Linked DNA regions of Mus musculus: region 2 is linked to region 1. A link is a loop called in an ENCODE intact Hi-C map of the cell type or tissue named here. Cell type or tissue: gastrocnemius. All regions are shown on one strand.

Region 1 (5,000 bases):
TGGGAGGATTGGGGCCTCAGAGCTCAGCATAGGTCCCCCTCCCTGACCTTCTGTCCCTCCCCTGCCAGCGCATCATCGTCACACTGTGTCCCATGTTTAATTTTCACAGGGGCCCACCAGGGCGGAGTGGGGGTGGGGAGGTGAAGGGGTGTTGCCCTGGACCGCTAAGACAAGACACCTGGGGGGGGGGGGCTTGCTATTATTACATTCTCCCAAGCGTGCAGGCTGGAAGCCTGAGGTCAGGGATGTGTGTCCTCTATAGGGAGGGTCCTTCCTGCTTCTGAGACCTTGTATCCCATCAGTTCTGGCCACAGCTCTCTAGCCTCTGCGTCCATCTTTTCATCCTTTTGTTGTTGTTGTTGTTGTTGTTGTTTTTGAGACAGGGTTTCTCTGTGTAGCCCTGGCTGTCCTGGAACTCACTCTGTAGACCAGGCTGGCCTCGAACTCAGAAACCCGCCTGCCTCTGTTGGGATTAAAGGCGTGCGCCACCACCGCCCGGCATCTTTTCATCCATTTAAAAAAAATCATTTAGTTTGGTGTGTAGGTATGAGTATGTTATACATGTGTGGTGTATGTATACGTGTGTACACACGCAGGGGCTAGAGGAAGACATTGGGTGTCCCCCTCAGCTGATTCACACCGTTACCTTGACACAGAAGTTGTGTCACTGAACCTGGAGTGCAGGTGGCTGGCCACAAGCCCTCTGTGTTCTGTGCTGGTGTGACAGGCCTGTCACATGTAGGTTCTGAGGATTTGAACTCAGCTCTGCACGCCTGTGTAGTAAGCTCTCGTCCACTGAGCCATCTCTCCAGCCCCTCTGCCTCCATCTTCTGGTTTTTGCTGAGTAGATGTCTCTGTCTCTCTCTTCCTCTTACAAGGACAGTCCTCATCAGTGAGGGCCATCCCTCTCCAGTGTGGCTTCATCATGAATCACAATGGCAAGCATCCTGTATTCAAACAAGGCTACACAGAAGCCAGGCTCAGTACTCAACCAAGTTTTAAGGGAGGAGACACCTTAAAAGTCATGAATTTTTAAAATAAGAAATGGTTTTGATTTTTTTTTTTTTTAAATAGAAGTGTGACTAGATCTGGCAGAAGCTTTGGCTCTGAGTTTCTGAGCAGGGCGGAGCCTTGCAGGTGCCAGCTACGTGATTGGCGAAGCCAGGAATCTCAGCCTCCCTCTTTGAGCTGCAAACCTCAGGCTTTCCCAGATGTGCTTGCCTCTTCTGCTGTGAGTCTGAAGGATTCTCTCTGATGCCAGGAGGAAGGGGCCTTGTCATGATGGCCATTTCACATTGGCTGGTATAGGTGACCTACCCTTCTTGGAGGAAGCCAGGCGAGCCCGGGTTCACACATCTAGTGTAGGCCATCCTAGGACATTTAGCCCTTCCCATTGTACCCCTCCTGGAAACAGGGTGTGGCAGGCACTGGCTAGGCTCCTGGAGAAGCCTGTGACAGCTCAGTGCCACCCTCTAAGGACACTGCTCCCTCCTCCTCCCAGCATATGGAAAACCATCTCTAAGCTCTCCAGTCCGTGCAGGCAGCCGGACTCCCAGCGTCTAGGAAACTGGAGAGCAAAGTGCTGTAAGAATCCAACAGAAACCTGAGCTCCGCCAGCTCTTGTATTTATAATGTAAAAATCAGCAGAGGACGGTGGTAAAGCTGCCCGCAGTGGAGGCCCGGGAGTGGAGGCCTGCCTCCCCATGCTTTGATGTGTCAGGCCTTCCTGCACAAGGTGACCTGGCCTAAACCACGCAGTCAGTCGGAATCCCGACACTCCACCTCCGCCCAGACATTACTGGAAGCTCTTTGCCGCAAGAATCCGCGGGAGCTGATTATTTTAAGAAAAATAACTGGTGAGTTAGGAAAGTAATATCCAAATACATGACCTCAAACCATGGCGGAGAGATTTCTGGACAGAAAAGCTGGTGTCTTACGACTCATTACCCTTCTTCCTGCATGAGGACTGGAGAGGCCAGAGGGGTTTCGGGGGAGGGGGGCGAGGGGGGGCGGCTCCAGGACCAGCCTCAGGCCCAGACAGAGTTCTCCATTTTGGCTGGGTCTCTGAGTTCTAATCCTGTACATAACCTCATAGAAAGGCCAGTGTCTCCTTATCGCCTCATCGTTTTGAGCTTGGGATTGAACGGGCCAAGCTCCCACCCAGCTACCCTGAAGGCAGATTCAAAGATCTTGAAGAGACCCTGGAACTCACAATGCAAACATGTTCCAGGGAGGAAACCGCCCACAGCCGGCCCCACAAACAGCACAGTAGAGCCCGGGACACAGCAGCCACCTCCCAGCAATGAGGTGTCAGAGACGCGCTGTCTCCTCAGACAGATCTGTGAGGAGGGAACTGGGATCTCAGAGCCACTGTGGGGTAGGGTGGGGTGGGATGGAGAGGATGCACTCTGGCCAGGAAAGTGATGCATTTAACATGGAAACGGAACGAGGCCCTGAAACCCTGAAACCATGGAGCATCTGCAGTGAGTCCAGCTCAGCGGTCATTGCGAGTGAGCACGGAGGACCGAGGAGCCATGGAAGGTTCCAGAGGGGAGATGGGCCCAGGGCAGAGGCGTGTGGAGCAGACCTGAGTCTTCTTCCATGGTGGCAGAAAATCCCGGGCCATCTCCAGAGCAGGGGGCGCTGCGCTCATCCGGGGTTTTGCATGCTCTTGATGCCATCGCGGGCAGCCGCCCTGGGAGAAGCTGAGAGGGCCCCGAGGTGGTTCTCTGATTTGTCCCGGTGACAGCTGACATTTGAGCAAGGGGACAGATGCTGCCTGGGCAGGAGGCCACTGCTCTTCACGGTGGCTCCTTGGAGGGCGCCTGGGCTGCGCGCACACTGAACTTCAGGCCCAGCACATGCTTTGGATGGAAGTTCTGCTCCTTTCTTTCCTTCAGTTTCCTCATCGCCTGATAATAGATTTCCCCAGCACAGGGTGGCCCTTCCATAACCAGGGTCTTTCAAGCCGGAGGGCTGACAGTGAAGCTGCAACGTTAGAAATCACCTTTTCCAGACTCGGCCTCTTGTGACCTTGGGCCTGTCTTCTAGGCAAAGCTGGTGTCTGTCCAGTCAGGAGCCACACTGTAGCCCGACTCAGTACTCTCTGGTCTATAAAAGTAGCCACATCACCAGAGGCTTTCTTCCCCTTAAGTCCTAAGTATTCCTGGAGAGAACAGGCTGGTGGCCTTACTGGAGGGAGGCCCTTGGTTAACTTCCTGGTGATATGGTGTGCATTGGACCCTCCCAGGAGCAACAAGGACAATCTGGGTCAGATCAGAGGTGCCACCAGGTGTCATGAGGTTCTGCAAGATCGCCGCTGTGTCGTCTGGCCCCTACAGTGTCCCATCAGCAGGTTTATCCCCCGAGCAGCTGGCTGTCAAGCCTCTCCGGTGAGTTCCGGAGCTGTCCCCACAAGGAACAGCAGAGGCGTATTCCAACTTGGTTCTGCAGGTCCTGTGCTCAGAGCCATCTCACAGGGACAGAGCTGTCAGGCTGTCACACAGCAGGAATTGAAGGGACACAGGCACCAACTGGAAGGGAGCTTGTCTAGACTTTGGTGGCTACTAACTAGATGGCACATGGATCTCTGACTCAAGGGCTCTGTCCCTGCTCTGTGGTTGGTGACTCTGGCTGGGTGGCTCTGGCTAGGTGGCTCCCAGCACACACCCAGGGACCCTTAAAATGCTCTCACAGGATGATGACTCCGTTGGTAAAGTAAGGACCCGAGTTCGAGTCCTAGAACCCACATAAAAGGCTGGGTGTGGCAGGACACACTCCTTATCCCTGTGTTGGGTGGTACAGAAGGGAGGACCTGGGGCTCACTGGCTGCCCATTCTAGCTGAACCAGCGCATTGAGGCTAGCGAGAGACCCCGACTCAGAAAATAAAGTGGACGGCGTCTGATGAGGCCAGTTGAGTCATGCCTCTGCGTATGTGCACTGCAGCACACACAACATAGAATCCTTTTGGGGTGGGGGGAAACAGTCTTTGGAGACCATTATTTAGTGTGCAAGGGTAAATAAGAGTTTGTCAGTGGAGTCTGCTTCATCAGTTCCAGGGCTGGTGAACTGTGAACCGTGGGTCTCTCATTTCCTCTCTGGGAGATTGCCGACATCTATGAAGGTGGAACGCTGGCCTGATTTCTTTGGTTTCTTTCTGAGTGGGTAGGCTTCGTGGTTTACTTCATGGGCAGTGACCTGTCACTGCCATGATGGCTCTCAGTGTTCAGTGATCCTGCCACAGGCACGCTCTTCTGTGTTTCTTAAATCTGTCTGTCCCCTGAGGGCTTTCTCACCTGCACTGGGAGGGGCCTCAGGCTCACCTGAAGCCTGGCTGGCTTCCCTCCCTCCCTCCCTCCCTCCCTCCCTCCCTCCCTCCTTTCTTTCTTTCTTTCTTTCTTTCTTTCTTTCTTTCTTTCTTTCTTTCTTTCTTTCTTTCTTTCATTCCTTCTCTTTGTGTTGTTTCTGAGACCAATTTGCATATCCCCAGCTGGCCTGAAGCTCACTCTGTAGCCAGAGATAACCTGAAATGCCTCGTCCTGCCTCTACCCACCTAGTGCTGAGATGGTAGGCATGAGCTGAACTGCTGTACCAAGCCTGGTTTGTACCCACTTTTCTTCCCCACAAAGTGTTCTTAGCATGGTGAAGGTTGTCTAGAAAGCAAGATTAGCATTATATGAGGAAGTACATATTGCTGCCAGAAGTGGGGGTATAGTCCAGGGCGGCACACACCCAGGAGGCACCCCCCAGGGAGCACACTCTCGTCTCCCAGGGTGGCACCCTCTAGGGGGTGGCACTCTCTCAGGGGGTGCTCTCCCAGGGGCTACACTTCCAGGGATATGGGGGGCGCTCTCCAAGGACTTGAGCCTTTCTGGGTCTTTAATGAGGAAAAATGGAAGGAGGGGGAAAGGGAGGGAAGGAAGAGACAGAGGAAGACAGAAGCAAGAAAAGACACACCTGGAGTGTAGTGCACACACACACACATGCAGTGTACATGCTG
Region 2 (5,000 bases), 82 kb before region 1:
AGGCAGGTAGACCAAACTTAAGTACTGAGAGAGGGGGCTCAGAGAACATGGCTGGTAAGCTTCTAGGTGGGGGTGACACAGGGAGAAGGCAGACTGTCTACAGCCCCAGGGTATGTGATAACCCTGCTGTGCTTTCTCTGAGCCTTTGTCTGACCCCACAGTCAGATCTGGACATTCAATCCTGGAGCCCTTGGGCCCCAGCCGTAGATATATTCCACCTTTAATCACATGTGAAGCTTCAGGTAGCCTTCTAGTTGCTAGCTCTGCCTGCCTAGAAAGAAACGACTTGCTCTGGAGACCCAGGGACCCACTGTGCTCCCAGAATCTGGAACTCCCTTGAAGGTCAGCACAATGACTGACAAGTAGCACCCACCTCTGAAAGTCCCTAGGGGTGGAGGGTTAGAGAGGTCAGACAGAGGAAAGCTCCAGAGTTAGAGACATAAAGAGACAAAGGCAGACAGTGGGGGGTTAGAGACCCTGTCTTAAAAATCAGGGGGACCTGAGTGGCAGTGATGCACACCTTTAATCCCAGCACTCAGTAGACAGGGGCAGGTGGATCTCTGTGAGTTCTGGCCAGCCTAGTCTACAGAGATTGTTCTAGGACAGTAGGACAGCAGAGCTACGCAGAAATCTTGTCTCACAAAACAAGAACAAAACCAAACAAAAAGCCTCAGAATCAGCCATAAAGACAGGCAGAGCTGGAGAGACGGAGGCAGAGATGACGATGAAGCATCTCGAAGCTCTCCCTTAGGCCATCATTCGTGAGGCTGGGCTCGACAGTGTTGGATACTTTTGGCCAGTGAGGCTCTATACCTGGCTGGGCCTCTGGACCTCAGAGTCCTGCCATTAGTCTCTGCAGATGTCATCTCTTCTGGCCCTGTGTGGCCTGCATGGCGTGGTTCCTCCTGTACTTACAGCTAGGCATTTTCTAAGAGGCCAACATTGGTTGACTCTGACACTTGATTTGATAGCTAGCTGGCTCGGTACAAGAGCTTCCCCCCTCTCTCCTGCTCCCTCGCAATGGGAATATCTTATACGTGCAGCCTTCACTTCAGCTGTAAAAGAAAATTACCTCAAACGTACCTCGGCATTTGGGCCCTCACCTTGGCTCCAGCAGCAGCCATACACAGGAAGGACCTGCCGGGGGACCAGACGAGCCTGTGTTCCGTGCTTCACTACATCCTTGAGTAGAGGAAGTGGCATTGATGAAGGGCAGTCCCTTGTCAGCCACCTCAGATGCCACCTGCTGGGACACAGCAGCACAGGACAGCACAGGACCTGTGCATGCCTGGGGTTTATGGTGGGTCCTGTGGTGTCTGTCTTTACTGCTGGGAACTGGGCCTCAGCCGCATGTTTTCAGGTCCATCCATTTAACGTCCAGAGTGCCGACCCCTCTCCCAGGCCCTGCCTGCCTCGCTAGGGCCCTTTCCACGTCTGAGGTGGCCTTAAGTCTGGCTGCTTTGCTATAAGGCAAATGGGCAAAGTCCAAGTCCCACCTGATTCCAGGAGGCCGGCCGGTTGCTGTCCCGACCCTGTCACAGCTGGCTCAGAGCTAGGAACTGTGCTGTCTTTAGGGCCACACCTCTGTGTTCATTGTTAACATCTGGGTGAGGAGAGAGAGGAAGACAGGCCAGAAGAGTGTGCCAATCCCTATCCCACCACCTCCAACTCTGCTCTGCCACCCACCCTGCAGAGGTGCCTTCAGCTGCCATCACCAGGAAGCTCTGCAAGCGGTGCTACCAGGTCCTAGAGGGGTTAATCCTCAGGCAGACGCAGTTCCTGCTAGTCAGCTGAAGCGGTTTTGCAGATGGTCTGTGTGCCCAGTTGGCCCTGTGGCTCAGGAGAAAAACCACTTAATAATATTTCTTTCTGACTCTCAACCCCCCCCCCCCATTGCAACACCAGTGAACAGATAGATGCCAGGAAACTCTGAGGCTGCTGTTAGGTCCCGGCGGGTGCTCAGAGCTGAGCCGCCTCGTTTGTGTGGGCCTTCCACCTCCTGGCCTCTTCCACACTCATTTTTGGGAAGACTTTGTTCCTCTTAGAGCCTGCAGCTCAAATCCCACTTGGGGAAACAACAGGGCCTTCCTCCTTGATGTGTGGAGGTGGCAAGATGGTCAGGCACTTTATGTCCGAGCCGAGGAGTGGGCCGTCTGCCACTGAGGCCACAAACCTGGCATGGAGGGTCCAGCTTCTGCTGATCAGTTTGGTTTTGGCAGTTTTTCATGCTCTCCCACCCCTCAAACCATAGCCGCATATAAAAACTTTGGAGAGGGTTCAGAGGGATTTTACAGCTTCTGAGGAAGACTGGCACAGGCTGGACCAGTAGTTAGTGAGCGGCAAGGAAATGTCACCTTGCAAAGTCAGGTAGGCTGATGCTTTCCAAAGCAGTAGGAAGGAAGCTGGGTCCACGAATGTTCCAGCCACAGGGGCTGGGACCGTTGTCTGTCCTCAAAGCCCCTTAATGTGGCAGACTTTTGTGTCTGCTTCCTCCCACCCAGCATCGCTGAGTTCAGGGCTGGGGGCCAGCTGTTGCCACAGCATTAGGAGCCACTTGAAACTCCCTGTAGGTCTCCCTATAGGCCACCTGTTCAGGCCAGCTTCCTCCTCTGTCCCCCATCACCCCTGCCTTCCCATTCCTGCCATAGCTGTGGCTGCAGTATGTGTGGAATTCGCCAGGGCAGTGAGCTGGGGACATGTGTGGTTGGGTTGGTGTGTGTGTGTCTGGGTTTGCTGTCTCTTCCAGCGTTAAGGATGGAAGCAGCTTTCAGCAGGTTCCAGCTGTCAGTGACGGACATGCTTGCCGGAGCCCTGGGGACGCCCACCAGAACACTGGCAGTGGTAGTGTTCATCCTTACTCTGGCTGAGGGTGCCAGTCATACTTTGGACACTCATGTTGGAGAATCCCCACATCCCTGAAGCCCACAGAGGCTACGGGCTAGGTCTAGAATAGTCCCGGAATTCTCAGGTTAGGAGTTTCGGAGCGTTCAGCCCTGCTTGGCTTTTACACAGAGGTTGGTCAAGCAGATGTTGAGTCATAGTCCTTGAGCTTGATGGTGACAGTATACCTACTATTTGATGACCATGGGGCCCTTCTGGCCACCAAGCCTCAGATTAGTGACATGGAACTTGCCTTAGAGCTGGGTGGGCTTTATGACCTGAGCCATTACTGTATCCAAGTTGGTGGGGCACTAGTCTATCCTTGATCAGAATGTCTCAGGAAATGGGCCCAGATTCCCAGAGCTTCTACCAAGAACCTACCTACGCAACGGGGCTGGTCTGCTCAGATCCCATGAGGCCCCTCTCTCAGTGTCCATCCTCCCTGTCTGGGGCAGCCAAGCTGTAGGCTGCTTCTCTGGCCACCCTGTGAAGACCTCCGGGTATGAACAAACAGGCCCACTTGCTCCCACTCGCGCTGAGTGGGCACAGCATCTCTTTGGTCCAAGGGGTCAAAGAAGCTGCTCATGCCTGCTAAGTTCTGTGTGGGGGTGGGGGCAGCTTGGGGAGTGGCAGCTTGGGGGAGTGGCAGCTTGGGAGGCCAGAAGTTCCAGAAGTCCCGAGGGCACCCAGCTCCCGCCTCTGCCTTCTCCCTGCCTTGGGGGAAATTTTTAGGAATGATCTCATCCCAGTGGGTGTGGGTGCAGGACCGAGCTGTGCTCCACTCTTCACTGGAGTTTACAGCAAGCCCCGAAAGGTCCTTTATTTTCTCATGCTTCTCCCAGACAGAGGGCGCTTCCCTCTGACCCCCAGGCCAAGCCATAGAGCTCTGGGTGTCATTTATTGGCTAATAAAGCCAATGAGAGAGACCAAGGCTAAGGACCAGCCCTTGCTCTTGGGTGAGGGGTACAAGATGATCTGATAGTTCTGGCTCGAGTCTAATGATGGTGGTTCTAGTTGTCATAGCTGGAGAAGTGTTGCAGCTAGTGGTATGGAGTGCAGGAGGGACCCAGGAGTCTGTGCAGGAGTTACAGGGAAAGAGAGAAGCAAGGAGGAAGAGAAAACTAGACTCCCTGTTCTGTCAAGGCGGTTGAGGCTTCCCATTCACGTGGCATCTGTTTCCTTTTCAGTGGAGATTTGAGGTGACAGGGCTGGGAGCACCAAGGGGACGTCCAGCCAGGGCCTTCTGAATCCCCTGGCCCACTAAAAAGCTTTTTCCCTGCCCTGGGTCCACAGGAACAGATCAGTTCAGGGACCTAACATGAAGGCCCAGAGCACAGAGAGATTGCCCATTCTTTGGAAGCCATGGCCCTGGGAAGCCCATACTTAATTGCTGGATTTGGTACCGGTTGCTAGGTACAGCTCTGTGGCGATCAGCCTCTCCAAATCCCCAGAGTCACCCAGGCTAGGCTGAGTCACACCTAGAAGCAATGCTGACCTTGCTGTGCCATTGAGAAATGGTATCTGGGCAGAGATGGGGCCAGTGGCCAGTAGCTGCCAGCCAGGCTGAGATGAGCGTGGGTAGCTGTCACACTCTCAGCCACAGACCCATGGATGCCATGAGTGTCCTGCTCAACCGTGGCACCCTCTGTCCGGTGTTACTTTTCTTGCTGTGAGAAAGTAGCTGTCCGAAGCAACTAAAGGAGGGAAGGGTTTATTTTTATGTCCAATTCGAGGTTACAGTCCATCATGGTAGGAGAGGCGTGGCAGCAGGAACTGGCAGGTGACTGGTCACATTGCTAAGCAGAGAATGACAAACACATGCTAGTTTTGGGCTGTTTTTTTCCACCTTATACAACACAGTCCAGGGTCCCCTGCCCGGGGAATGGTCCCAGTCACAGCTAAGAAGAGTTTCCCCGCCGGGCGTGGTGGCACACACCTTTAATCCCAGCACTTGGGAGGCAGAGACAGGCAGATTTCTGAGTTCGAGGCCAGCCTGGCCTACAAAGTGAGTTCCAGGACAGCCAGGACTACACAGAGAAACCCTGTCTCGAAAAACAAAACAAAAAAACAACCAAAAAGAGAGAGAGAGAGAGAGAGAGAGAGAGAGAGAGAGAGAGAGT

What was found. A loop is a pair of places that touch in the nucleus more often than their neighbours do. Peaks named below come from ENCODE experiments on the same cell type or tissue, not always from the same donor. Only the 100,000 strongest peaks of a DNase experiment are listed, where the experiment ranks them.
Region 2: a loop joins it to region 1, with 2.1 times the contacts of the local background. A loop is called at or near these places in 1 of 42 quality-filtered maps.

The regions. Positions count from the first base shown.
Region 1 is chr8:122,115,999-122,120,998 of GRCm38, forward strand. It overlaps a transcript of Zfp469 not described here. Among named protein-coding and RNA genes, the nearest start is that of Gm34413, 24 kb to the left of the region's middle. In gastrocnemius, a CTCF peak has its summit at 2,682; a DNase peak (open chromatin) is centred at 2,734; H3K27ac peaks cover 2,899 bases.
Region 2 is chr8:122,033,872-122,038,871 of GRCm38, forward strand. No RefSeq gene overlaps it. Among named protein-coding and RNA genes, the nearest start is that of Mir7237, 58 kb to the left of the region's middle. In gastrocnemius, no CTCF peak of the experiment used is centred here; a DNase peak (open chromatin) is centred at 2,157; H3K27ac peaks cover 2,559 bases.